Linked DNA regions of Mus musculus: all the other regions are linked to region 1. A link is a loop called in an ENCODE intact Hi-C map of the cell type or tissue named here. Cell type or tissue: heart. All regions are shown on one strand. Each heading gives the region's core, and the rest is flanking DNA. Links, peaks and the distances in the headings are about the cores only.

Evidence for each region. A loop is a pair of places that touch in the nucleus more often than their neighbours do. Peaks named below come from ENCODE experiments on the same cell type or tissue, not always from the same donor. Only the 100,000 strongest peaks of a DNase experiment are listed, where the experiment ranks them.
Region 2: it touches region 1 in a loop (5-fold over the local background); 8 of 42 quality-filtered maps call a loop at or near these places.
Region 3: a loop joins it to region 1, with 2.3 times the contacts of the local background. A loop is called at or near these places in 5 of 42 quality-filtered maps.

The regions. Positions count from the first base shown.
Region 1 is chr5:32,859,511-32,867,895 of GRCm38, reverse strand. It overlaps Depdc5 (DEP domain containing 5), which reads right to left and starts at 4,175. Exons shown (of 43, transcript NM_001170567.1): 1 at 4,075-4,175; 2 at 3,197-3,319. The coding sequence starts at 3,254. In heart, for the core only: no CTCF peak of the experiment used is centred there; a DNase peak (open chromatin) is centred at 4,225; H3K4me3 peaks cover 1,981 bases; H3K27ac peaks cover 1,507 bases.
Region 2 is chr5:32,781,343-32,789,727 of GRCm38, reverse strand. It overlaps Pisd (phosphatidylserine decarboxylase), which reads left to right and starts at 4,102. Exons shown (of 8, transcript NM_177298.3): 1 at 4,102-4,179. The coding sequence starts at 4,115. Prr14l (proline rich 14-like) reads left to right here. Exons shown (of 11, transcript NM_194340.2): 11 at 1-521. In heart, for the core only: a CTCF peak has its summit at 3,893 (motif pointing left); a DNase peak (open chromatin) is centred at 4,037; H3K4me3 peaks cover 1,725 bases; H3K27ac peaks cover 1,497 bases.
Region 3 is chr5:33,015,269-33,023,653 of GRCm38, reverse strand. It overlaps Ywhah (tyrosine 3-monooxygenase/tryptophan 5-monooxygenase activation protein, eta polypeptide), which reads right to left and starts at 4,838. Exons shown (of 2, transcript NM_011738.2): 1 at 4,500-4,838. The coding sequence starts at 4,586. In heart, for the core only: CTCF peaks have their summits at 1,824 and 4,944; a DNase peak (open chromatin) is centred at 4,903; H3K4me3 peaks cover 3,217 bases; H3K27ac peaks cover 2,897 bases.

The DNA.
Region 1 (8,385 bases), core at 62-8,061:
CTTAGCATGTACACAGAGTTGGGCTGAAGCTCTAGTACATACCCTCTACAAAATAAAAGCATCAGAGAGCAAACACAGGGCACCCCATCATGTTGGTATTACTACTGCATCTCACAAACAAGCTTTGGTCCTGTTTTTACTTTCTTGACTAACATAGGTGTCTCAAGGTAACATCAAACCCATCCTACAAGGTAGTTTTGAACTCTTTCATCTTCCTGTCTCCACCTCCAGACTGCTGGGACCACAGGGCAAGCTGCACCATGCCCAACATTTATTTTTACTTTTGTTGTTACACTGAAGTTCCATTTGGGTTTTGTTTTCTGGTTGTTGTTGTTGTTGTTATTGTTTTGTGTGTGTGTGTGTGTGTGTGTGTGTGTAGGTCAGAGGACAATTTGCAGATGTCAGTTTTCTCCCTCCATCATGTAAGACCCAGAGACTGAACTCATGTTAACAGGTTTGACAGCAAGTGTTCTTACCCACAAGCCATCTCACCAGCCCCCATTTGTTTAGATTGTTTGTTTTCCTATTTTATAAATACTAAGGCTGGAACTTAACCAAGGGCTCACACATGGGTAAGCAGATGCTCTGCCTTTTCCCTGAGAGTCCATTTTGAGTCCAGTTTTAGAACTAAAGGATTTGCGCAGGGTGGGGGTGTAACTCAGTGATAAAGTACTTGCCTAGCATGCTGGTTTCCAACCTCAGCTCAAAAGAAAGAAATTGCAAAAGTGTCTAGGGCCACAACAGTAAATGGGTGTGTTGGAAGGGACTCAGGGACTGTCTCCAATTACACACTCTCTCTGCTCTAATATGCCCATGGAAAAAGCAGCCAGTGGTTTGGGGAATTATGCCTCTGGCACATCCTTTACTCTCTAAAAGACTGTGAATCTGGCATCCATATGATAGAAAGAGTCTAGGACCCAAACACAGTACTCATATTTATGTAATATTCAAAGAAATCCCTTAAACACTGTCTTAATTAGACCTTCATAATAAATCTTTAGTACTAACAAGAGCAAGGAAATAACCTGGGAGATAAACTGAATTGTCTAAAGGTTAGACCAGCAGTAAAATTAAAGCAAGAGCTAGTACTGAGCTCCTTCTGTCTAAATCAGGCTCACCATCTCTTATGTGTTATAAAACTCGAGTCTAGGTTCTAAGTGTTAGTTCATAATAGGGCTCGAAACAACCTTTAAACTCAAGGGCCCGGGGTAAAGGTATCGCCCAACAGAGTAACTGCAGAGCATGCATAAGGCCCTGGCTACAAACCCAATCCTCAGCACCAATCAACCAACCCACTCACCCATCCATCCATCCATCCATCCATCCACCTCAAAATCAAATAGACTTCACAGATGATTATACTCCACACGGATCAGCCTAGTAAAGAACTGACTGAGTCAATCTCATTTTTTATTTTAAACGTTTCATTGACAATTTTAGTTCCAATGTGTGTGAAGTCCCTGGGATGAACTTCTGTTTTCCAAATCAAGCTCTCTGAGCATATTGATTTATTTGTTTCATTTTCTCTCCCTCTCTCTTTCTCCTCTCTCCCCCCTCCTTTTTTGCTTATTTATTTGTTTTGAGACAGAGTTTCACTGTGTAGCTTGGAGCTCACTATATAGACCAGGGAAGCCTCAAACTCACAAGAGACTGAGTGCCTTTGCCTCCTGTGTGCTGGGATTCAGAGTATGCGCCACCAGATCTAGCTCCTATTTCTTTCCTCGGAAACAGAGTCGGTTACACTCTGCAGCAGGATGGCCTCAAACTTTCAGCAATCCTCCTGTCTCAACCTTGGAAAGTTCTGTGTCACAGGCACAAGCCACTACAGCCAACTAATCATTTCATAATGTAAAGAACTCCTTGGGGACAAGAGATTTTACCTACTCACAGTCTTCATATTTGATAGGGATACTGGTCTTCTAGGTCTATCACCAAGCTATATCTGTCTTATAAACACACACACACACCTCTATATACATTATATATATATAATATCATATATCATATACCTGTATTCTTGTTATTCCCTCTGCTGAAACTATCTCTGTATTTATTCAATAGCTGCCTATTCTTCACAAGTTTTTAGGCCAGTTTCATAAATAGTGGGGTTGATATGACTAAACATGAGGACTGCAATAATTTGACAAAAGGTTTGGGGCATTTCTGGGAGAGCTTCCACATGCTATCACTCAGTTTCACCGGGCAGCTGGCCTAGCCTAAATTAACAAGTCCCAGGTATCACTGAGGAATTGTCTCAAAAACAAGGTGAAGAAAAACAAGTAAATGACTAAAAATTCAAGGTAGGTAGGCATGATTACTAAGTAATCCCAGTACTTAGTAGGCAAAACTATCTCTGTAAGACAGAGGAGCTCTGTAAGTTCAAGGCCAGTCTAGTCAGCATTGCAAACCTATAAAGGCTATAGAGTAAGAGCCCATCCAAAAAATGAAATGTAAAGTTTAAAAGGACTCATTGAGGTCTGAAGTGATTGCTCCTTGATAGTGTGCTTGCTCATAGGCACAAAGCATGGGTTCTTTATCCAGATCCACGGAGAACAACGTGGGAGCACATGCCTGAAATCCCAACACTTGGGTATGAAGGACGGAAGGAAGGGCAGTAACTCAAGATCAGCCTCCAGTGCATACTGAGTTCAAAGCCAGTATGAGCTCTAAGACTCTGTCTCAAAAACCAAACCAAACCAGCTCACTTTGTCAGTAATTCTGATTTCTGAAGTAAAGAACATTAAAAAAAAAAAAAAAAAAAAAAAACCAGGAGGAAGGACTTGGATGCAGTCCATAGAGTCCTTTTCTAGTAAACTTGTGGCCAAGCACTCACTACACAGAAGAAAAACAAAAACAAAACAAACAAAAGCAGGAGGAAAATTAACTCAGGTGTGGTAGAGTATTTCCAGATACACAGGCAGGAGGATAATGGGTTCAAAGCCAGCTTGGGCTACACAATGAGTTCTAAATGAGCCTTGGAAACATGGTAAAACCTGGATTCAAAATACAACCCAACAAACTCTGAATGTGAAGAATGCTTTTCAAAAAGATCCTGTGCTCTCATTTCCAACCATCCCTGATCTCTGATACTGCTCCACTCTTACCTGTCCAGTCTCCCTTGTGATATGGGTAATTTTTAAGGCACATCATAACTTCAGCCAACTTACACAATCCCCAAATATCAATCAATACTGACCACTGCCCCCAAAGCCCTTCTTGTGGATGACAAGTTTGTAGACCTTTGTGGTTCTCATTTTGTCTTGTGATTTCTTCAGCTGTTCCAATCTTGGAGCAGGGAAGTCATCTTGCTTTCCTGCTACTGAAACACAAATAAAAACATCGAGGATGTCAGGCTTCCTAAATTTGCTCTTTAATTTTAGACCTTGAAGGTACTGGTGGTTGTTCGGCTGAAAGGCGTGCCAACCCTTGCATTATATCGCTCCTCCAATTACCAAGAGAGACAAACAAATAGAAGTGTGCTTTAAAAATTAAAGGGAACTTGGGCTCAGATCTCGTCCATCCTCTAAAGCTATTTTCTCTACCGCATACCTAAAAGGGAGGCTTGTGGTGAGAGGGGCACTACCTTGTTTTTGTCTGCATCAGGAACACCAAAATAGTACAGGGATATTCGAAGAGGTTAGTCCATCACATAAGTAGAGGAACGTCAAAACAAGGGATTCGCCCAAGGTCACTCGAACTGTTATGCACTCCCATGACTCGCGGTCCACTAACAATGTCCTGGGGAAAAGAGAACTGAGGAAGGCTGCGGTTTCCTTGCCGACCCCTCTACTGGTACCAACTCTCAGCGGACCGTCCTGCCTCCATTTCACCGCTGCGGTCCGGGAAGCTTGGTGAGAGAAAGACTGGTCCAAGGTCACACGGGGAACTGCAAGAAGAGTCGGGCCTCGAACCTGGCTCAGGGACCCTTCCTTCAAGCCCCTCAAGTCTCAGCCCGAGGTTGGCGCTCGACTCCCCCCCCCAACCCCCCCACTTCCAGAGCCCCTGCGCGCCTCAGGCCCGGCCCGAGGCCAGATTCCGGACAGATCTCCCCAGGACCTCCTCAGGATATCCCACCTGAGCCCCCACAGTTCGCGCAGCTTCCGCACCAGGGCTCTAGGAACCAGACAGACAGCACCACCGAAGAGCGCTCACCTGAGCCCGCGCCGCTCCCGAGGCTCCGCCCCGAGTCCCCGCCCCTCGCCAGTCCCTGCTCAGCCGGCTTGGCCGCTCTAGCCCAGCCTCCGCCTCGTCTCGGTGGCCGCGCCACTTCCTCCTCCGGGGCTGCGGGGAGGTGGGGGGGGCGGGGCGGGGGGGAGGCTGGGGGCGTGGCGTTGAGTCCGACTTCAAACCGAGTTCCCGTTGGCGTTTCCCGCCACCGTCTACAGGGCTGCCCGCTTTGCATGGAAAATTTGAAAATAGAGCCACAGCCAAGACCTTCGTTTCAGAAGAGCGAAGTGATTTCGTAATAGGAGAAACTCGAGAGAGTCGACTCTTACCTCGCGGAGCTGTTTCCATGTGTTTGACGAAGTTAATAACTAAACCTGGTCCAGAGGGCTATTGAGAAGTGCAAAAGTCTCTGCGGGTGGTGGCTCCCCCTCCTAATCCAGGTTCTGTAGAGACAAGAGTGCTGAACATTCCCTAGAGTTCTTGGGCTATGTAGCAAGAAAACGGGGGTGTGTATAATTCATGAGCGAGTTACTAACTTATTGAAAACTGTTAAATATAATTAAGAAGTACAAGTTAATGATAAGTACAAATGTAACATGTACAGAGACAAGCTTGGAAGGAGAAACCAATTTACATTACCCATTATATACTCTTTTGTTGTCAAAATTAAACCTAATGTACATAAGTCAAAACAAGTGTACAGTAAACTTAAAGTTTGTTTGATTAAAAAAAATATTCAAAACATTGAATGCCCGAGTACAATGGGTTAAATCTACAATAGGCTCGCATGGCAGAAGGCCCAGTAGTTTCCTTAGATGGGGCATAAATCATCCAACCAGAGTAAATTGCGTGGTGGCACACGCCTTTAATCCCAGCACTCAGGAGGCAGAGGCAGGCGGATTTCTGAGTTCGAGGACAGCCTGGTCTACAAAGTGAGTTCCAGAACAGCCAGGGCTACACAGAGAAACCCTATCTCAGAAAACCAAAAAAAAAAAAAAAAAAAAAAAAAACCAAAAAAACAAAAACAAAACAAAACTGTAAGTTGTGTGTTAGCCTCATTACAGAGTAAGGATTCATGGGAAGAAGAACCTGCTAGAAGGCCTGACCTGTTCCCACCTTGTAGGCCAAAACAAACAAACAAAGCCAAAAACCTCCTTATCTAAAGATGAATTATTCCTCATGTCTCAAAAAATGGAGGTGGGAAAGGTAGATTCTCTTGTCCATTGGAGGATCTCAGAGTCTGCACCACATCCTAAATGACTTAAAGAGCAGAGACAAATAGCAAGATGCTATCTATACACAGGGGAATCTGTCCTGTGAGTGCTATGAGACCCACTTGCTAGTTCAGTCAGCTACACCCTCCACCCTGTTAGCAAAAGCAACTTTCAGGAAACACACCCTAACCGTGTTCCTTCAATAAAGGAGGATGCCAGACGTTCTGGGATCAAACTCAGAGCTTCGCAAAGTTCTTTAGACTAGCCAAGCCATGTCTTTGACAGTTGTTTTTACATCTGTAGAGTCAGCAAATTATTCTATTAAGTGATATCTGAAGTCCTCAGATTCTTCAGGAAGGCGTGACTTAGATGAAGATTTTCTCCAACTGGGGCTCACCTGTGGCACTTTGATAAAATAGTCTCTACCCAGATGGAGAACTTCAGGGCCAGGGCCTGCACCTCGATGCCTACAGGGAGTACACAGGCCTTGGCAGGGAGTTTTGAGGATGTTTTCTAATAATAAATTCCAAAAGCCAACAGTTCCTTTTGTTTGGTTATCTGTCTTTACAAATTATGCTTCCAAACCAATCTATTTTTAAATAAAATGACATTAACAAATATGCTCAGTGCTGTTGGTATGTAGTGGACTACGGAGCTGCCCATTGACAGAAGGAGGAGAGCTTGCTTTAGCCTTTTAATACACGTGAATCATAAATTATAGATTTGACATGACTGATTGCTTTCATCTTCCATCTGTCGGTTGAATCTATGGAATGAAAATATCATAGAAAGATTTTAAAAGGTTCTATTAGTAGGGTTAATTTAAAAAAAAACATTTTTGGGAGGCTGGAGAGGTGGCTCAGAGATTAGGAGCACTGACCCCCAAGTACAGGGAATAAAGGCTTGCACCACCACTACCTGTTGGAGTATTCTTTGTAAATTAAAAATTGAAAATCATTTCTTTGTGGAGAATACAACTTAGAAATAAATTGTATTTTTTTACATAGCCTAACAATATAAAAATACATTTACTGTGTAATCCTGATTTAATGTTAACAAAATTCATATAAAATATTATTGTCATATTTTGACATAATAAATACAGTCATATAAGGTAACAGTCCCAATTTTTAAAGTTTTACCTTATCAGATTGTTTCTAACCAAAAAATGGTTTTATTAAATAATACCTGGTATTTTGAATATGTAAAGGAAATATAAAAATGTTTATCAAAAAAAGGGGGCCCTGGAGAGATGGCTCAGCGGTTAAGAGCACTGACTGCTCTTCTGAAGGTCCTGAGTTCAAATCCCAGCAACCACATGGTGGCTCACAACCACCCATAATGAGATCTGACTTCTGGTGCATCTGAAGACAGCTACAGTGTACTTGGATATAGTAATAAATATATCTTTTTTAAAAAAAATGTCTATCAGTGCTTGGCAGGGGTAGTGGTGCACACCTTTAATCCCAGCACTCAGGAGGCAGAACTGGTTGATCTCTGTGAGTTCTAGGCCAAGCTGGTATATAAAGTGAGTTCCAGGATATCCAGTGTCTTGAAACACAAAAAACAACTGCAACAATACAATTCATCATACATAGAAGCAAGAAATGTCACTTGGACACTTTGTTCAAATTCATTTCTTGGATGCTGACTTTAACTGACTTCTGTTACAAAGCTTCCTGGTGGTTGTTCCTTATTCAAGAGTCTGAGGTAAACAAACAGCAAATCACAGTTGCCTCATCCTTCTACAGAACTCTGGTACATGATCCAGCCAGCTGTGTGATGGCATTTAACCTTATGTTAATTCTGTATTTAACCTTATGTTATATCTACTCATGTTGATATTGATGTAATAGTCTCTTCAATAACCTTGTGTGTGTCCCTCTCTCTTCTTTTTAATTCTTCTATCATGTATTACATCTCAACCACAGTTTCCCCTCTCTCCTCTCCTCTCACACCCTCTCTCCACCTCCTTTCTCCCTCAAATCCATTTTCCCCATCATATCCCTTCATAAAAGGGCAGGCCTTCCAGAGATATCAACCAAACATAGCATATCAAGTTGCAGTAAGACTAGGCACATCCCCTCATTTTAAGGCTGGTTAAGGCAGCCCAGTAGGGGAAAAGGGCCCCAAAGCAAGTAAAGGAGTAAATAGCCCCCACTCCCATTGTTAGGAGACCCACAAAAACACCAAGCTACACAACATAACATACAGGACTGTTCCCCATGAAGAGTACAGTCATTGCCTCCTGACTTATGTTTTGGATCTTCGCTAAGTATTAAGTTTTCTCATGATCTCTTAGATGGACCCTCTTCCATGGCAGTCCAACTGTTGCTCCACTCATGTAAGCTCAAAACACCAGGAGATAAATGCTTCCAACTCCCAAAAGCTGTTCAAGTTACCTCTTAAAGGGGACTAATGAGCTATGAGCCACCTAACTCATCCCTCTTCTTGTCACACTGGACATTGTTTTGGGCGATTCAGAATTAAAAACAGCTGGAGCACACCTTTAATCTGAGCACTAAGGAGGCAGAGGCAGACAGATTTCTTGAGTTTCCAGATCAGTCTGGTCAACAGAACAAGTTCCAGGACAGCCAGTGCTACACAGAGAAACTCTGTCAAAAAAACAAAAACAAAAACAAGAGAAGTCTTCTTGAATCAATTTGCCCCTCTGTCTTGCTAGCTCAATCAGCTTAGCATTCTTCAGGACCAGCTTTGGCTGTTGAAGTACTCCAAAATGAGCTAACTGCTGTTAAGGATGGGATTTGAGCCCTCCTCCAAGAGCAATACAACTTCCACACCATCAAATCTTTTCTTTTTTAAGGTTTATTTATTATTTTATGTAAGTACACTGTAGCTGTCTTCAGACAAACCTGAAGAGGGCATCAGATCTCATTACAGATGGTTGTGAGCCACCATGTGATTACTGGGATTTGAACTTAGGACCTTTAGAAGAACAGTCAGTGCTCTTAACCGCTGGACCATCTCTCGAGCCCCTTTTTTT
Region 2 (8,385 bases), core at 191-8,190, 78 kb after region 1:
GGTGTGCTTGCCTCTCCTGTGCCAGAACCTCCCTCACATTCCTGCATGGTCACTTCCATCACGTCATCCAGATCTTTACATTCCCAGATCGCTGGTCTTGAACGTGGTCCCCTCCCATTCCATATCTGCTGCCCGCACACCCCAAGGCATTTTGTTATGGCTCCTCCCCCCTGTCTGTGCTAATAACTATAACAAAAGCTCTACAAGGTCAGGACCTTTCATTTTCTTAGCTCTAGACCCTTCTGGTCTCTTTGGTACCTAGAACAATGTTTTATATTTACAGCTGTTTACCGCCTAAATATCGTTTTGGTCAGTGAACTGCATATTACCATAAGATGGTAATGGAGCTGAAAAATTCCTGGGACCTAGCGAGGTCACAGCTGTGATGATGTGTTTTACTCAGGTCTTGGTGCAAACAAGCCAGTGCATTGCCAGTCTTGTAAAAATGTAGCACAATTGTGTACAGTACATACTTGATAGTGCTAATAAATGGCTTACTGATCTATGTAAGTTTTTATTGTATTAGAGTCCATTCTTTTTATTTGTCTATCTATTTATTATTGAGAAAGAGTCTCACCATGTATTCTCACCATGTGGCTGATCTGGAACTCACTATGCAGACCAGGCTGGCTTCAAACTCACAAAGATCTGCTTGAGAATCTGCCTCCTGAGTACTGGAATTATTGGTGTGTGCTACAATGCCGAACTAGAATATAATCTTAGTAAAAAGTCAGAAAACTTACTAACAGGTAGCAACCTCAGCATGGCATGTTCAGAGCATCAAGTGGCCACAGGGGCCAGGAACCTAGTCGGGTGGTAAAGCTGGTGCCTCGGGTGTCCAGTGTCTCAGGGTCCAGCTCTGGCTCCAGCCCCCTCCCTCTGAACACAACCTCATTGAATGGCAGACCCATACCATCTAGGGTTGTGTAAATGCACTACTGGCAGTCACAGTTTGACATTCACACAAGAAAGCACCTAAACACCTAAGGACACATTTCTCAGACTGTGTCCCAGAGTGTGACTAGGTGATGGTGCCTCAGAAAGGCTTCACGAATGAATGAGTGGTTTTCCTATGTGTAAGTGGAGCACAGACCTGCCCATGTCCATCTCAAAAGCCTCCTTAATATTGGAAAGCTGTTTAATCTCTCCTCTCTCAATCCTTGCCATTTCTTTTTTTTTTTTTTTTTTTTTTGGTTTTTCGAGACAGGGTTTCTCTGTGTAGCCCTGGCTGTCCTGGAACTCACTTTGTAGACCAGGCTGGCCTCGAACTCAGAAATCCGCCTGCCTCTGCCTCCCGAGTGCTGGGATTAAAGGCATGCGCCACCATGCCCGGCTTATCCTTGCCATTTCTTGAAGGGCCTGTGTAGTGGCCGCTCAGGTTCTGATAACACACTGTCTGGCTCTGTGCAGCTCCAGGAGCAGAGCTTATAGTACAGGGTTTCCCTGTACTAATCACTGAAAACACACTGTCTTAGGATGTCTGATGTGTGGTGAAACACCATGACCAAAAATTTGGGGAGGAAAGGGCTTATTTGGCTTTATCCTGAGTCACAGTCAATGAGGGGAAGTCAGGACGGGAACCTGGAGGCAGGAGCTGAAGTCCAGGCCACGGAGGGGTGCTGCTTATTGGCTTGCTCCCCATGGCTTGCTCAGCCTGCTCTCTTCACTTGATCTTAGCCAAAAGGCCGAGAAGTGATTCAACCTGCTTTCTTACAGAATCCAGGACCACCAGTCCAGGGATAAGCACCACCTTTAATCCCAGCACTCGGGAGGCAGAAGCAGGCGGATTTCTGAGTTCGAGGCCAGCCTGGTCTACAAAGTGAGTTCCAGGACAGCCAGGGCTATACAGAGAAACCCTGTCTCAAAAAAAAAAAAAAAAAAAAAAAAAAGGAAGAAAGAAAAAAAGAGCATGCACTGTTCTCCCAGAGGTCCTGAGTTTGGTTTCCAGCAGCTCTGGGGGGCATGCGACACCTCTAGTCTAAGAGGACACCTACAAATGTGGCATATCTACACACAGATCCATAATTTAAAATCACAAAAAAATAAAATTCTAATTTGGGGCTAGAGAGCTGGTTCAATGGTTAAGAACATATGTTGGGTGCTCTTACAGAAGGCTCGAGTTTCTAGTACCCACAGGATGGTATTCAACTCTAGTTCCAGATCTAACCATACATGTATGTTGTGCATATACATATAAACAGGCAAAACATACACATTAAATGAATAATTAAAATGTAATGTGGTCACACTAACAAGTAATAGAAATAATAGTAAAATAATATGCTTAGTAGATGCAAAAAGGAGGTAACTTTCCAACCTTGAAGTTCAGTTATCTTTTGTTGTTCTCTGTGCTTTTGGTGTTACAGCCAAGAAGTCATTGTCAAATCCAATATATCAAATTTCTCAGGGCTTAGAGATGGCTCAGTAGTTAAGAGCACTGGCTACTCTTTTAGAAGACCTTGTTTCCAGTACCCACACTAGGTAACTCAAACTCTCTATAACTTCAATTACAAGATATTCAATGCCTTCTGGCCACAACCAGAACCTGCACACATGAGTGTTTTAACTGCACGTGTGCCTGCTTGCAACTTGCATGCCTGGTGCCCTCAGAGGCCAGAAGAGCATGGTATCTCCTGGAACTGGAGATATAGATACTTGTGATACACCATCTGGGTGCTGGGAATCGAACCGGGTCCTTTAAAGCAACTAGTGCTCTTAACCACTGAGCCATTTCACCACCTCTTTTTATTATGTGTTTTTAGTTTTGCTCCTTTTAAAAAAGGTATATACAGTATATTTATAACATGTTTTCTAAAGAATTGAAAAAAAATAGTGTTATATAAAACTAGGGTTTTTGTTTTGTTTTGTTTTGTTTTGTTAAAACAGGGTCTAGGTAGCCCAGGCTGGCCTGGAATTCAGGACACTCCAAAATACTGGGATTCCAGTGTTATTTTGAAATAACTCACCTCAATCATTTGAATTACAACACTCAATTCCATACCAAAATTATGTTGTGTGTGTTTCTTTTCCAGGCTCTGGAAAAGTATGACAAAGGGAGGTGTTTGCCTTGAATTACCAAACTTGTGACTTCTTAGGTTCTCTCTCTCTCTCTCTTTTTTTTTTTTTTTTTTTTTTTTTTTTTTTTTTTTGGTTTTTCGAGACATGGTTTCTCTGTGTAGCCCTGGCTGTCCTGGAACTCACTTTGTAGACCAGGGTGGCCTGGAACTCAGAAATCCTCCTGCCTCTGCCTCCTGAGTGCTGGGATTAGAGGGGTGTGCCACCAAGCCCGGTTTAGGTTCTCTTTAGTGGCTGGTTTTGCTGTAAGTGAATTTAAGTAACTATCCAGAATTAATCTAAAGCACTAATTAGCTTATCCGTTTGGTGTTTACTAGAAGAAAAATCAGGGCTGCCTTCCTTCAGTTTTTGCATTCAGGTTCAACCATTTTTCTAGGGCCTTAAAAGGGGGGCGGGGTGTTCAGATCATGGGTTTTGACACCAATGATGTAGAAATACTGGATTTTCTATTATTATACAATTTGCGAGCCCTTTGTGGGGTTAATGTGCCCTTGAGAAAGTTGCTTATCCTCGCAGACCTTTAAAATGGTAATAATATCCAAGGGCTGGCTGCGGGTCTCCAGCGCTTAGGAAAAAAAACAAAAACAAAAACAAAACTGTTATGTACCACTGAAAAATTCGTTTTCCCCTCATAACTGGAAAGTACAGGAGAAAGCACCATCACCGGGAGCCTAGTTTAACAGCTTTCCATATTTCTTACATAAACCCCTCGCCTCTGGAGCCCCATCAATGAGATAAGAATAGACACCCCGTTCCAAGGGATCCAACGCCTTCTTCTGGCCGCCGAGGGCGCCAGCATCCTTGTGCCATGCACACATCGTGACTGAGCACAAGGTGGCTCAGATTTTTCGGGCACAGGAGCGGCTGTCCCATCGCCCCGGCGCGCCTGCCCACACACTCCGCGGGGGTGGGCCCGGCAGAGGCGGAGCCGTACGCAGAAGCTTCCGGGCCCAGCCTTTCACGTTCCTGATTGGCCCGGTGACGACAAGGGCGTGCGTCCGAAGGCGGAAGGGGGCGTGTCCGCTCAGGAGGAGGCGAGATGGCGGCGTCTGGGGGCCGCGCGTGTGTGCGCTCGCTTCGTGGAGGTGTGCTGTGGCGGAGCAGGTATGGCCGGGCGGGAGGCTGCTGGGGTAGGGATCAGCACAGACCAAGCCAGGCTCTGAGAGCGAAGCCAGTTCTCGTCGCCGGCTCGCCGCGAGTAGGTCTGACAGGAAGGACACGGAGCCACCTTTCGGCTTCAGAACAGGTGCTACAAGCCACCGCGTGGACCGTGAAATGGGTGTGGCCTAAAGGCTGGGTGAAAGTGCACAGGGACAACCAAACCCACCATATTCTGCTGCCCGCTGGTCTCTAGAGTGGAAGCAGAGTCGATCTCCTTTTCACGGGTGTTTGCCTTCCTACCAGGCTGGTGTAACCTGGAAGAGCACGGCACGGCAAAGCGACCTTCACTTGGGGTTCTAAAGCTTTGAGGCGAAAGAATTAGGTTTCTTTATCTGAAAAGTCTGTGGTGGAATTGTGGTCCTTATCCTGCTGACCCCAAACGTCTGGGTTACTTAAGTTCCTAGGCAGCTAGAAGTGGGAGAGCGACATGAGGCATCTATTGTGACTGTTCATTTGGCTTTTTGTCTGCTCCAGACAGTTTCATTAGGTAACCCAGGCTGGCCTCGAAATCACAGCTATCCCCCTGCCTCAGCCTCCCAAGTGCTTCCAAAAAGCCGAGATTACTGGCATGTTTCAGCTGTTTATTCTTTTTTGAAGGGTAGGAGGGGAGAAGAGGAGAGAGTTCTTAACCCAAATGAGAGAGAAGAAACAGTTCTCAACTTGGCTGAGTTACTTAATAGCCTACATACTTATTTCTTTTTGGCAAAGACTACTTCTACCTTTTTACACCGTGTGTGTGTATGCATATGGGTGGTTGCAGGTGTCCATAGGACCATCAAGAGTCTCCTGGAATTGGAGGAATTACAGGTGGTTGAGAGCCATCTGACATGTATGCTGGGAACCAAACTCTGGTACTTTTTTTTTTTTTTTTTTTTTTTTTTTGGTTTTTTGAGACAGAGTTTCTCTGTGTACCCCTGGCTGTCCTGGAACTCATTCTGTAGACCAGGCTGGCCTCGAACTCAGAAATCTGCCTGCCTCTGCCTCCCAAGTGCTGGGATTGAAGGCTTTACCACACCTGGCTCAACTCTGGTTCTCTTAACTGCTGAACCATCTCTACACCACCAACATTGCTCAATTTTTAAAATGTGTGTGTGTGTGTAAATATTTTGCCAGCATGTATGTCTGTGTGTGCCCTGGTACCCATGGAGGCCAGAAGAAAACATTCTAGCTTAATTGGTGACCTTTAGGCTAGTGATGGACCCTGTATCAAAGAACAAGATGCACGCCTTTAATCTCAGCACTCAGGAGGCAGAAGCAGGTGAATCTCTCTGGATTCAAGACCAGCCTGGTCTACATAGTGACTGCCAGCCAGCCAGAAATATATACTCAGACCCCATATCAAAGCAAAACAACAATAAAGAAAAAACCATAAAACATAACAAACCTAACAAGTTTTTGTATGGTTCATGGGGAATGGCCCCCAAAGTTGTCCTCTGACCTCCCCATTCACATGCATAAACACTACCCACATTCATTATTTAATTTACTGATTAATTAATTTGCAATTAGCCTTATACTTAAGGAACTTACAGTTTAATAGACAAGGGTAATATTTTAATATCAAGTACAGTGTTGGATAAAGCTTTTCAAGAGACCTACCAGTTCAGCTTTAGAACTCTCCTAGCTTTTGAAAGAAGGAGAGAGAAGTAAGGACTATAGGTAAAATGTTAGGACCCATGGTGATATTAAAAATGTGTTACAGGGCTAGCGAGGTTGCTCAGTGGTTAAGAGCATTTGCTGCTCTTCAGGGGAATTGGAGGTACAGTCATAGCCTTCATGGCAGCTCACAACCATCTGTAACTCCATCTCCAGGAAATCTGAAACCTTCTGACCTCCATAGGCACTGCAGACACTTGCTGTACAGATACACACACACACAACACACACACACACACTCTTGATCCTGGCAATTTTCTGTAAAAATTAAAGATGTACAAATACTTGTTTCTGGGCAAAATGTATTGCCCTCCTTGGCTGTTTGTGACCTTTTGTGGAAATAAAACTAAGAAGAAGAAGGAAAAAAAGATTTTTATGTGGGACTGAAGAGATTGCTCAGCCGTTAAGAGCACTTATTATTCTCACACATGTATGGTGGCTTATGACCATCTGTAACTCCAGTTCAAGGGATCTGACGCCTTCTTGGGTCCTCTGTGTGCACTGTACACATGAGGTACACAGACATACATGTAGACAAAACACAATATAAAGACATCTTACAACTGGAAATAGGGTGAACATTGGTAATGAAGAGGATATACTAAGAATTCCAGTGTGTGGTAATTGAATATCTCTTTCTTTTTTGAAAAAGTTTTGGGTTGCAGAGTTGCCCCACTGGCTGAGAACACTGGCTGTGCCAGGTTGTGGTGGCGCATGCCTTTAATCCCAGCATTCAGGAAGCAGAGGCAGGTGGATCTCTGAGTTCCAGGCCAGTCTGGTCTGGGAGGAAGTTCCAGAATAGCCAGGGCTACACAGAGAAATCCTATCTTGAAAAAACAAACAAAAAAGAATAAGGATGTTGGCTGCTCTTGCAGAGGACCCAGGTTCAATTCTCAGACTCACATGACAGCTCATTCACCATCCGTAATTCTAGTTCCAAGCAACCCAATGCCCAGTTTTGAGCTTCTCAGGAACCATCCATGCAAGTGGTACATGCACATACATGCAGGCAAAACACTCATATACATGAATAGTAAATCTTAAAGGATTTTTTTTAATGTGCATTGGTATTTTACCTGCATGCATGTCTGTAGATCCCCTGGAACTAGAGTTACAGACAGTTGTGCGCTGGATATGGGTGATGGGAATTGTATCCCGGTCCTCTGGAAGAGTAGCCAGTGCTCTCAACCACTGAGCTATCTATCTCTCCATCCCTAAAAATGGTTTTAGTGCCATTACTTTTTGTAGTAGCCATATGTAGGCAGGTGGCAGGCCCTGGACCAGGTGTATTACATGGTGGGATTACTGCTAATGAGGGCAGTTCTGATTTTACAACTGAAGGAACTGAGGCTTAGAATTTAACATTTTCCTGAGGCTGCACAGGATTTGAGCCAAAGCCAAGTGCTTCATCTCATTTTATTTTTACTTCTGTGAAAGGATCTCACTGTGTCCCCCAAGCTGGTCCTTTAAGAACTGATTATGAGAGTGTGTCTTTGCACCTGGCTTTAGTCGCATGCGTGAAGATGCACACCCTTGGTAGAAGAAACACCTGACTGAGCTTATCTGTTCTTCTCTCTGGGCCTTAATCTTTTTTTTCTTTTCCAAAACATTTATTTAATGTTTATGATATTTTGCCTGTACCCCATGTCTGATTTCTATGGAGGCCAGAAGAGGACATTGAATCCCTCGAAGTTGTGGTGACATGGGTGTTTTGAACTGCCATTTTTATACTGGGAATCAAACCTAGGTCCATCCTTTCTCATTTATATCCAGCCCTTTAGAAAGGCACACTCTACTTCCTAGGTGGGTGGTGGTTGTGTACACCTTTAATCTCAGCACTGGAGAGGCAGAAGCAGGATCGGATCTGTGAGTTTGAGGCCAGCATGGGCTACGGAGTGAGTTCTACGTCAGCCAGGGCTACACAGAGAAACTTTGTCTTGAAAAACAAAACAAAGCACCTCCTATCTGCCCATTTCTTGTTATCTGTCACTCTCCAAACAGCCCCAGACCATGATTGCCCACAGTACCAATCTTGTTTGACTCTTGGCACTCTCTTGTCTACTTGCCACAGACAGACACAACAGTCTTCAAGATAGAAGACCAGCCCCTCTGCCTGATTCTGGTCTTGCTACTCTGTACCATCTTTCTCTGGTCTTTAGTACTTACTGTCCTACCCACCGCATGGATTACAGCCTGTTGCGATATGGTTTCTATTTGCTATGGTGAACCACCTGACTGAAGCAGCTTGGGGAGAAAAGTGTTTATTGTGCTCAGCCTGCTTACTTATAGAACCCAGGACCACAGCCCAGCGATGACTCCACCCACAGTAAACTGGGCCCTCCAACATCAAGCACTAATTAAGAAAATGCCCTACAAGCTTGGCTGCAGACTCATCTTATGGAGGCATTTTTTTCTTTTTCTCTTTTCTTTTTGTTTTGTTTCGTTTCTTTGAGACAGGGTTTCTCTGTGTAGCCCTGGCTGTCCTGGAACTCA
Region 3 (8,385 bases), core at 217-8,216, 160 kb before region 1:
ACTGTGATAAAGACCCCTGACCTTCAGAACAGAAAAAGTTCAGACCTACATACTTCCTCTTCATACTTGTCTACTGTAGCAAAGCCACAACTAGTAGATTCTACTTTTAATCAAACTTGGCAGATACATTCAGTAAGTGCCCTTATAGAAAGTCACTGGGACAATGGTTAGTGCAGCAGAACATGTGTCAAACTATCCTGTAACTTCATGGGACACTGTACAACACGCGAGGAACAACTACATGACCAAGACAAAATTAACTATTAGACATCTATCATCTGTAAAATGGTGCTGTTACAAACAGTATCTGCAAACACCTGTTTTGACATTGCATGAGGGCCGAGGGGTCAACCAGCAGTAGAGCATATGCTTAGCACGCACAAGGCCCTGTGTTTGATCCCTAGCACAAAGTATTAGTATAAATCAAACAGTAAGTACATAGACTAACAGCTCCCATCCAAAAAGCACCTAGAAAGTAAACCAATAAATGCCATAAACTTGCTGAATACAATACAAAAACACTGGGGTACTCCTCCAAAACTTTTTACTGTTTTTAGACCGCCTGAGTAACTAATCTAATCTTGAACTCACAATAACTATGCAAGCTCAAGTGCTGGGCTTATAGGCAGGAGCCATCAGACTTGGCCCTAACACATTTCTAAAGGGGAGGTGTAGTACTACACTATTTCCTCAGCTTATAGTAAAGATACAACTTCAGTGCCCAGCTAGTGGAAAACAAGTCTCTCATAGCTTTCATTTATTTCAAACAGCACTAAAGTGGCTTTCACACTAGCCATGAGTGGTGGCTCACACCTTTAATCCCAGTACTTTGGGAGGCAGAGACCAGTTTGGTCCACTTAGGGAATTTCAAGTCATATTGTCAGTTTTTGTTACACCTTTAAAATTGCACAGGGCCAGGCAGTGGTGGCACACGCCTTTAGTCCCAGAACTTGGGAAGCAGAGGCAGGCGGATTTCTGAGTTCGAGGCCAGCCTGGTCTACAGAGTGAGTTCCAGGACAGCCAGGGCTATACAGAGAAACCCTGTCTCAAAAAAAGGAAAAAAAAAGAAAAAAGAAAAAAGCATAGGATTATGCCTTCCCCGGGGCATTCACCTTTACACAGCACCTGCTTCTCCCATTTCTCACAATCTCCCAGCTATTGGCAACAAGAGCCTTTACCTCTTCTTGTCCAACTCATGTTTCCTTAAATGCACTTCTGCATCCTGAATTTCATAGTCATCAAATCCAACATTTCTCTTTATGCTCTGCCAACACTAAGACTACAGCAGCTGGGTGTGACTGCACAGCCTGTAAGCCAAGCACTCAGGAGGCCCGAGCAAGAGGATCCTGGGTTTGAAGTCAGTGAGACTCTAAGACTGTACGACACGGTGTTTTTATTTTATAATTTCACAATGACCACCTATGTTTTGATATAACTGATTCCGGAATAGAAGCGACTGAATTATGCCCACCTCTCTACCTACCAATATTCACCGGAGGCCTAGTTTCCCTTTTTCCTGATATCCTAGTCCTTCTACAGTAACATTTCATCCCACTTAATAAGCTTGCTTCAGAGTCCACATTAAACCCCACCAACCTGGCAAGGTATGAGATCAGGAAAAGCTTAAAGGTCTCTTTACTGAGCTTCTGTTCAGAAGCATGTGTTGACTTTTCATACTGAGTTTCAACTCATCTGAAGGAACACCACTATTTCTAATGTACTGAGGGAAGGTTGCTGGGGAATCAAAACTGGGCCCTCAACATACTAGGCCAACTTCCCTACCACCTGAGCTCCAAGCCCAGCCACAATCCCTAAGGTTTACCACTACTGTCCTCCAGGTGACGCTGCTGGATTAAGAAACATTATAGCAATATGATTAAACCATTTAAATTGAGAGAAAACCTTGAAGATTAAAGACCAAAAAATGACTTGTAGTACAAACATTCCTACTTTTATACTTGAGAGACCGTGAAGCCAGGAGAACTAACTTTCAAAGTCAGAACAATGGCCTCAGATCATCCCATCCAGCCAGTGTCTTGTTTCACTCTCTAGAACTACATACTTACCTGCCTTTCAATTGCCTGAAAGCAAGGCCACATTCACCCCGAGATAAGCTAGGCACGGTGGTTCGCACCAGTGAGCCCAGCATTTGACAGTTAAGGCCGCAGCATCGGGAGTTCAAGGCCAACCTCATCTATTAATGTGTTTGAGGCCAGCCTGAGATGCATGAAACCCTATCTAAAAGGGGAAAAATTAAAGCAAACAATATAAGTTTACTAGAATTCACTCTTCCCAAAAGCTTAATTAAGGTTTATTAATGGGTGACTCATTAACATTTATTAAGAATTTTATCTACGCCGGGCAGTGGTTGTGCACGTCTTTAATCCCAGTACTTGGGAGGCAGAGGCAGGTGGATTTCTGAGTTCGAAGACAGCCAGGACTACATAGAGAAACCCTGTCACGAAAAACCAAAAAAAAAAAAAAAAAAAAAAAAAAAGAATTTCATCTACAAACTATACCAACAGGCAAATGAGATAAAAGTACATCCCATTAATACAGGTGGGACAAACATGAATTCTGATAGAAAATACTCCTCGTTTTTAACAGTTTATTTGAGGGAATGTTTTACCATAAATTTGATGGTACAAATATTAAATTCTCAATGTTTGATATCTTTTCCAACTGATGAATCATTTTAGACATAGATTATAAATTTCAAACACAAAGGTCCATTAGCTTTTGCAAAATGTTTCCTCAATGCCTCGGAGAACATCTGTGGATACAAGCAGGAAATTGCAGAACACTCTTCAAGGCCATTTAGAAACACACCAGAAACCTTTTCTTTTTTTTCCTGCTAAAATTGTTTTTTTCTTATAATCTCTCTCTAGTCTTTCCTTTCTTCCCACCTCAGGATAGTTGATAGCTCCAGACATCTGATGGCCATTTCCCCTTTACTGTGTATCCTCTTCATTTTCAGAGGTCCTCCCTAAACTGCCCAAACCTCCAAGCCCACTCACATATGGAGCAAAGGCCCCCTAAGCCAGCTGTTCAGGGAGAGGCCTCAACTTGCACAATACCAGAAACATTTAGACATTTAGTAGTGACTTGGTGTGTGGATAGAGGTGGCTTTCAGGGTACACTTTAGTAATATCAGTCTTGTTTCCAAAAAATTTTGCAAAACTGTTATTTTAAATTCATTTTCTCAAAGAATCCACAATTTCTTCAGAAAAATTCATACCCCAAACCTAGAATGTTCCCTGGTATAAATGAATGCTTCTAACCAGAAAAGCATACCATAATGCTGAAATCAGTATCACCAAGGAATCAACAAATGGCCTGCCTGTGATGTTGCTGGATTCCAGAGACATCCTGCTGAATGTGTACAAGGACCCTGGAGGAAAGCTAACTTGATTATTGTTCTTACCTGAGAAAATCCTAAATGTTGGCCTCAATTTTCTATTTCATGTAGTATCAAAATACAATTTCCAAATTAAATGTGTATGGAGTATGTGGGTTTAAGAAAGCCTTTCAAAGACTAGCCATAGGTCATATGAGCTACAATTCAGGGCAGTTAATACTTAGGTCAGCTAAAAACTGCCCAAGGGCTGCTAAAATGCAGATTTCTGGGTCTCACCCTCAAAAATGTTTATGTATTTAGAAGTCTAAGGTGGAATCCAAGGAAATTTTCTCCCTAGTCTTAAGAGCTAGGTGGCCACAGTTGTAATTCTGCCACTGTGTGACCTTGACAAGAAATATTCTTTTAGAAAAAACCCAGGATGATGTGAAGAGTTGTCTATAGTGATGTGGTAACAGAACTCCAAAGTCTTGGGTAGGCAGGTAGGCTCTAGGCTAAGCTATTGACTAGGGTGTGGCTGGGCAGGTCTCCTTTACCGGAAATCAAGCTCCAGAATCCATCTCTGAGGGTCTCAGGAATGCAAAGGCCCCCAGGGTTGCTTCGTTTTCATTTCATCTCCAGGAAGGCACGCAGCATGGACCGTTGGGATGTATGCAGGGACCCACACCCTCCTTCACGCCCAGGACTGCTGGAAAGGGGTCTTCCCACACAAAGCCAGACCCGAGGTGTGGAAAGTGGGGGAAAAAAACAACTTCAGACAAGCAAACCAAACCGGTCGTAGTAGAGAAAACCAGGAGATGGGTCTCCACTCGCGGATGAGCCTTTATTACAAGTGGGTGAATGGTGGAAGGAAAGCGCCTTTCGCCCAGGTCCGGCAGAAGGGTCTAGAAGCAGGAACGCGACTTCCTCCTTTCCTCGGGCACCCCCTCCCCCACCGGGGCTCTGCGCTAGGACACGGCGACCCCCGCCCGCCAGCCACCGAGAGGCCTCCCGGGGAGACCCCGCCCCGGCCAGGCCGCAGGAAACGGAGAGTCCAGCGGCCGCCGCGCCCAAAAGGTGGCGGCGCGTAGGGAGAGAGCCGCCGCCCAGGCTCGGGCCGCCCCGCCCCGCAGCCCCCGGCCGCCCGGCTCCCCAGCGCGCTCACCGCCTTCATGGCGGAGGCCATATCGTCGTAGCGCTCCGCCTGCTCCGCCAGTCGCGCCCGCTGCAGCAGCTGCTCTCGATCCCCCATGTCGCTCGCGACTCGGCCTCGCCTCGCACGCCCACACCGCCTGCTCACTCGCTCGCTCGCTCGCCCGCCCGTCCGCTTCCCGGTCGCCGCCGAGGCCGCTACCGCGCACGCGCACTGGCTCGCCGGCTGGCGGGAGGCTGCAGGCTGCGCCGCCGCTCGCGCCTTCTCGCTGGCTGGCTGCACGCGCTGTGGCGAGCGCCGCGGAGCCGCCGAGAGAGGATAGGGGGCGCCGCGGGCGGGCGGGCGGGCGGGGAGGACGCGACCACGCCTGCGCACTCGGATCAGCCCGCCGAGCTACGGGAGGGGGCGGGGCGGCCCAGCCCTAACGGTCTTTTTAAGGTGACGTCACCTACTATAAATAGCCGCGGCGAGGGCCGCGCTGGAGAGCTGCGCAGGCGCCTTAGGAGTACTGCAGTTTACCGCCGCAGCGTTGGAGGGTGGGGAGCGGCTGGGGCGCGGCGATGGTGGTTCCGCAGGCAGGCGTTGTCGCAGCCCTGGCCAGGAAAACGCTACAGAACCCATGATAGAGCTCGGGCTTGAGAAGCAGATACCCGCAGATAACCCTGTATGGAAAAGCCGAGGCGCCCCGGACCGAGGGGCGGCTTTGTTGGGTGTTGCCACCTCCAGCAAGCGGTCAGCTCTGTCAGCGGCGTGGGGTGGGTCCTGCCCTTTGGGACAGCCCCTCACAGACACACTAGAATCCACAATACTGCAGGGTAGTGCCATCCTTAAAACTGACCTTGGGCCAGCTCTGGCTTGCACAGGAAGGGATAGGGAACTTGGCAGAGCGGAGTAGCGTTCAGGACATACCTACGGGGACCTGACTTACTGTTGGGCCTTGACTAGCACTAACCTATTTCATACAACCACTCCGGGAAAGGCTCAGCAGGTCCCCCATTCTTCAAAGCAGAAGTGCAATCTACAACCCTGGTAAACCTAGGAAAACCAAAAGTTGGCAACTATCAGGGTCGACTTAGCCTGGTTCAAATCTTTTTAGGGAATTAGTGATTATAGGTCAGAGGTGCAGTGTTGGCCTGGAGGGCCTGATGCTCAGTGGAAGAAGGAACAAAAATTCAAGGCAAGGTGACATATCCTATTTGTGGAGGGGCCAAAATCTAATTTCAGTGTCTTCTTGGATTTCTGTGGCGATGGACTGGACACTAAGCCTTCACCGCTCCTGTCGTTCTGTGCTAAAGGTCCCTGGGTTGGACCTCAAGCTAGAAAAAGTGCAATTAAAACAAAACAGTCTGGCATGGTGGAACATGTCTTTAATCCTAGTAGCCAGGAAACAAAGGAACAGGCAGGCATATCTCTGAGTTCTAGGCCAGTCAGGGATACACAGAGAAATCCTGTCTGAAACACACACACACACACACACACACACACACACACGGCTGTTACACAAAGAGAAGCCATGCACACACATAAGAAAAATCTAGCCCACTGTAGCACAGAAGAAGGGGCCTTAGGTTCACTGAGGAGTGTGTGTGTGTGTGCTCATGTTGAAGACTGCTCAGGAGCCATGTTTTTGTTTTTGTTTTTGTTGGTTTTGTTTTTTGAGACAGGGTTTCTCTGTGTAGCCCTGGCTGTCCTGGAACTCACTCTGTAGACCAGGCTGGCCTCGAACTCAGAAATCCGCCTGCCTCTGCCTCCCGAGTGCTGGGATTAAAGGTGTGCGCCACCACACCCAGCTATGATATATATATGTGTGTGTGTGTGTGTGTGTGTGTGTATATATATATATATATATATATATATATATATATATATATATGCATGCGCCACCCCCATATCACCTGTCACTGTCACACAGTCACACACTTAAGATACTTGTTAGGGGAAATATTAGCCTGGTTTGTTAACCAGGATTTGTGTTAGTAGAGGTGGCTCTTCAAATATGGTGAAACTTAACAGATGGGGACCTTCTAACCACTCAAATCCCAGCTCATGGCTGCCAGGTCCTTATTTATTTGAAAGTTTGTTGTTGTTACATTGAAACAGTCTCACATGTAGTCCAGGCTGGCCTCAAACTTGTGATTCTCCTACCATCCCCCCTGGAGTTCCCAGGTTGCGGGCACGTGCCCCGAGTTCCAGCAAACCTCAGTTTTTGAGCCTGGCATGAGCCAGTTGCACCTTTGCTGGGGTTACTGCAGTATTGAGCATGTAGCCGGTGCTCAGTGCTGGAGGCAGAGCTCCGGGGAGGGAAAGTGCCCTCTGCACAAGCCTGGAGTGGTAAGAAGCCAGTCAGGTGTGGTGAAACATGCTTGAGTCCCAGTGCTGGGGAGGTAGAGGCAAGCGGATTCCTCGGGCTTTGTGAGCACCCATCACAGTCTCATTGGTGGACAGTTAGCCTTCTGTAAAGATGGAGTGCCAGGGCGGGTGGGTATGGCCCTGAGGTCCTGACCTCAACTTTCTAGCTCTGAAAGTCTGGGGGCTTTGGAAAATCTAACAGCATGGCAAGAGGTAAAGCCAGGCCTGCTCCTAAAGATAGGTGTTGGCCTGACAATGCAATTTAATGGTAGGACACCTGCAAAGCACATGCAAGACTCTCGGCTTAATTCCTAGCACTCCAAATAAGTAAATAAAGCTGGTCATGGTGGCACACACTTTTAATCTCTGGGCTCTTGAGGAAAAGGCAGGTGGGTCTCTGAGTTCAAGCAGAGACTGATCTACAGAGTGAGTTTCAAGACAGCCAGAGCTACATAAGGGAGACCCTGACAATCAATCAATCAATCAATGACTGAGACCTTATCGATGAAACAAGGAAACAAATCCTCATTTCCTAGCAGTCATGAGGCGGCAGCTTGCCAGTACACTACCATTTAGCTAAGGTGAGGCCAGCACTCTTCCCATTCTAAAGGTAAGGGGGAAGGAGGCCAGGCAAGTGCTCGGCTTGCCAACTGCAGCACAGTACAGACACTTGGTCCCAGATGTGTCTTCACCACTGTCTGCACCACTGCCCGTGACCTTCTGAGGGTCTTCTGAGTACTGGGCTGAGATTGTAACTGTCAAGTGCTCCTTAAATGGTTCCTTAAATGGGAAGTAAAGGAGAGGGTCACTAGTCTTTGCCAAGGTTCTCTGCCAGGCAACTGTGCTAAAAAACCATCTTTTCCTTCCCAGGATGTTAGTAGGAGGCAAACAGATTGCTACAGCCTCCCGGCTTCTTCCAGACGGTTGTGGTGGACTGGCCCTGACTCAGGAAACAAAGCAATCTGTGAGGGCCAAGGCCACTGGGGAAGGCAGAGCCCCAGGGTGGGGTGGGAGGTTGCTCTGCAGCGCAGGGCTTATGGAAGGATCCTTCCCTACTAAACGATATCAGAGTTTCCACCTAGCTCTTTACAACATGAGCCTGAAGCCACTTTTAAAACTCATTACTCACTCCCTGGACATCTTGGGCACACCATGTTCCCAGACTCTGCCCACAAATTTCTACCCACTAAGATGTCCTTATCTCTGCCTCCGAGCCTTTCTGTTTCTTCAGTACTGCTTCCTCCCCCCACCCCTTTTTTTAATTTTATTTTTTGTAGACAAGTTCTCCTCACATAGCCCAGGCTGACCTCGAACTTTCAAACTTGTAATCCTTTTGCCTTTGTGTCCAAAGTGTAAGGTTTAAAGGCATGTCCCATGACATAGGTCCAGCAAATCCCACCTTCAAAGAGCCTGCTCCCCCGGTTTCTCCAACAGGAGATGCTCTGCAGGGCACTGGAAAGATGGCTCAGTGGCTAAGAGCTACACTTGGAGAGGACCTGAGTCGGCTCCCAGCCCCGCTCTCAGGTAGCTCCCAGGCACCTGTAACTCC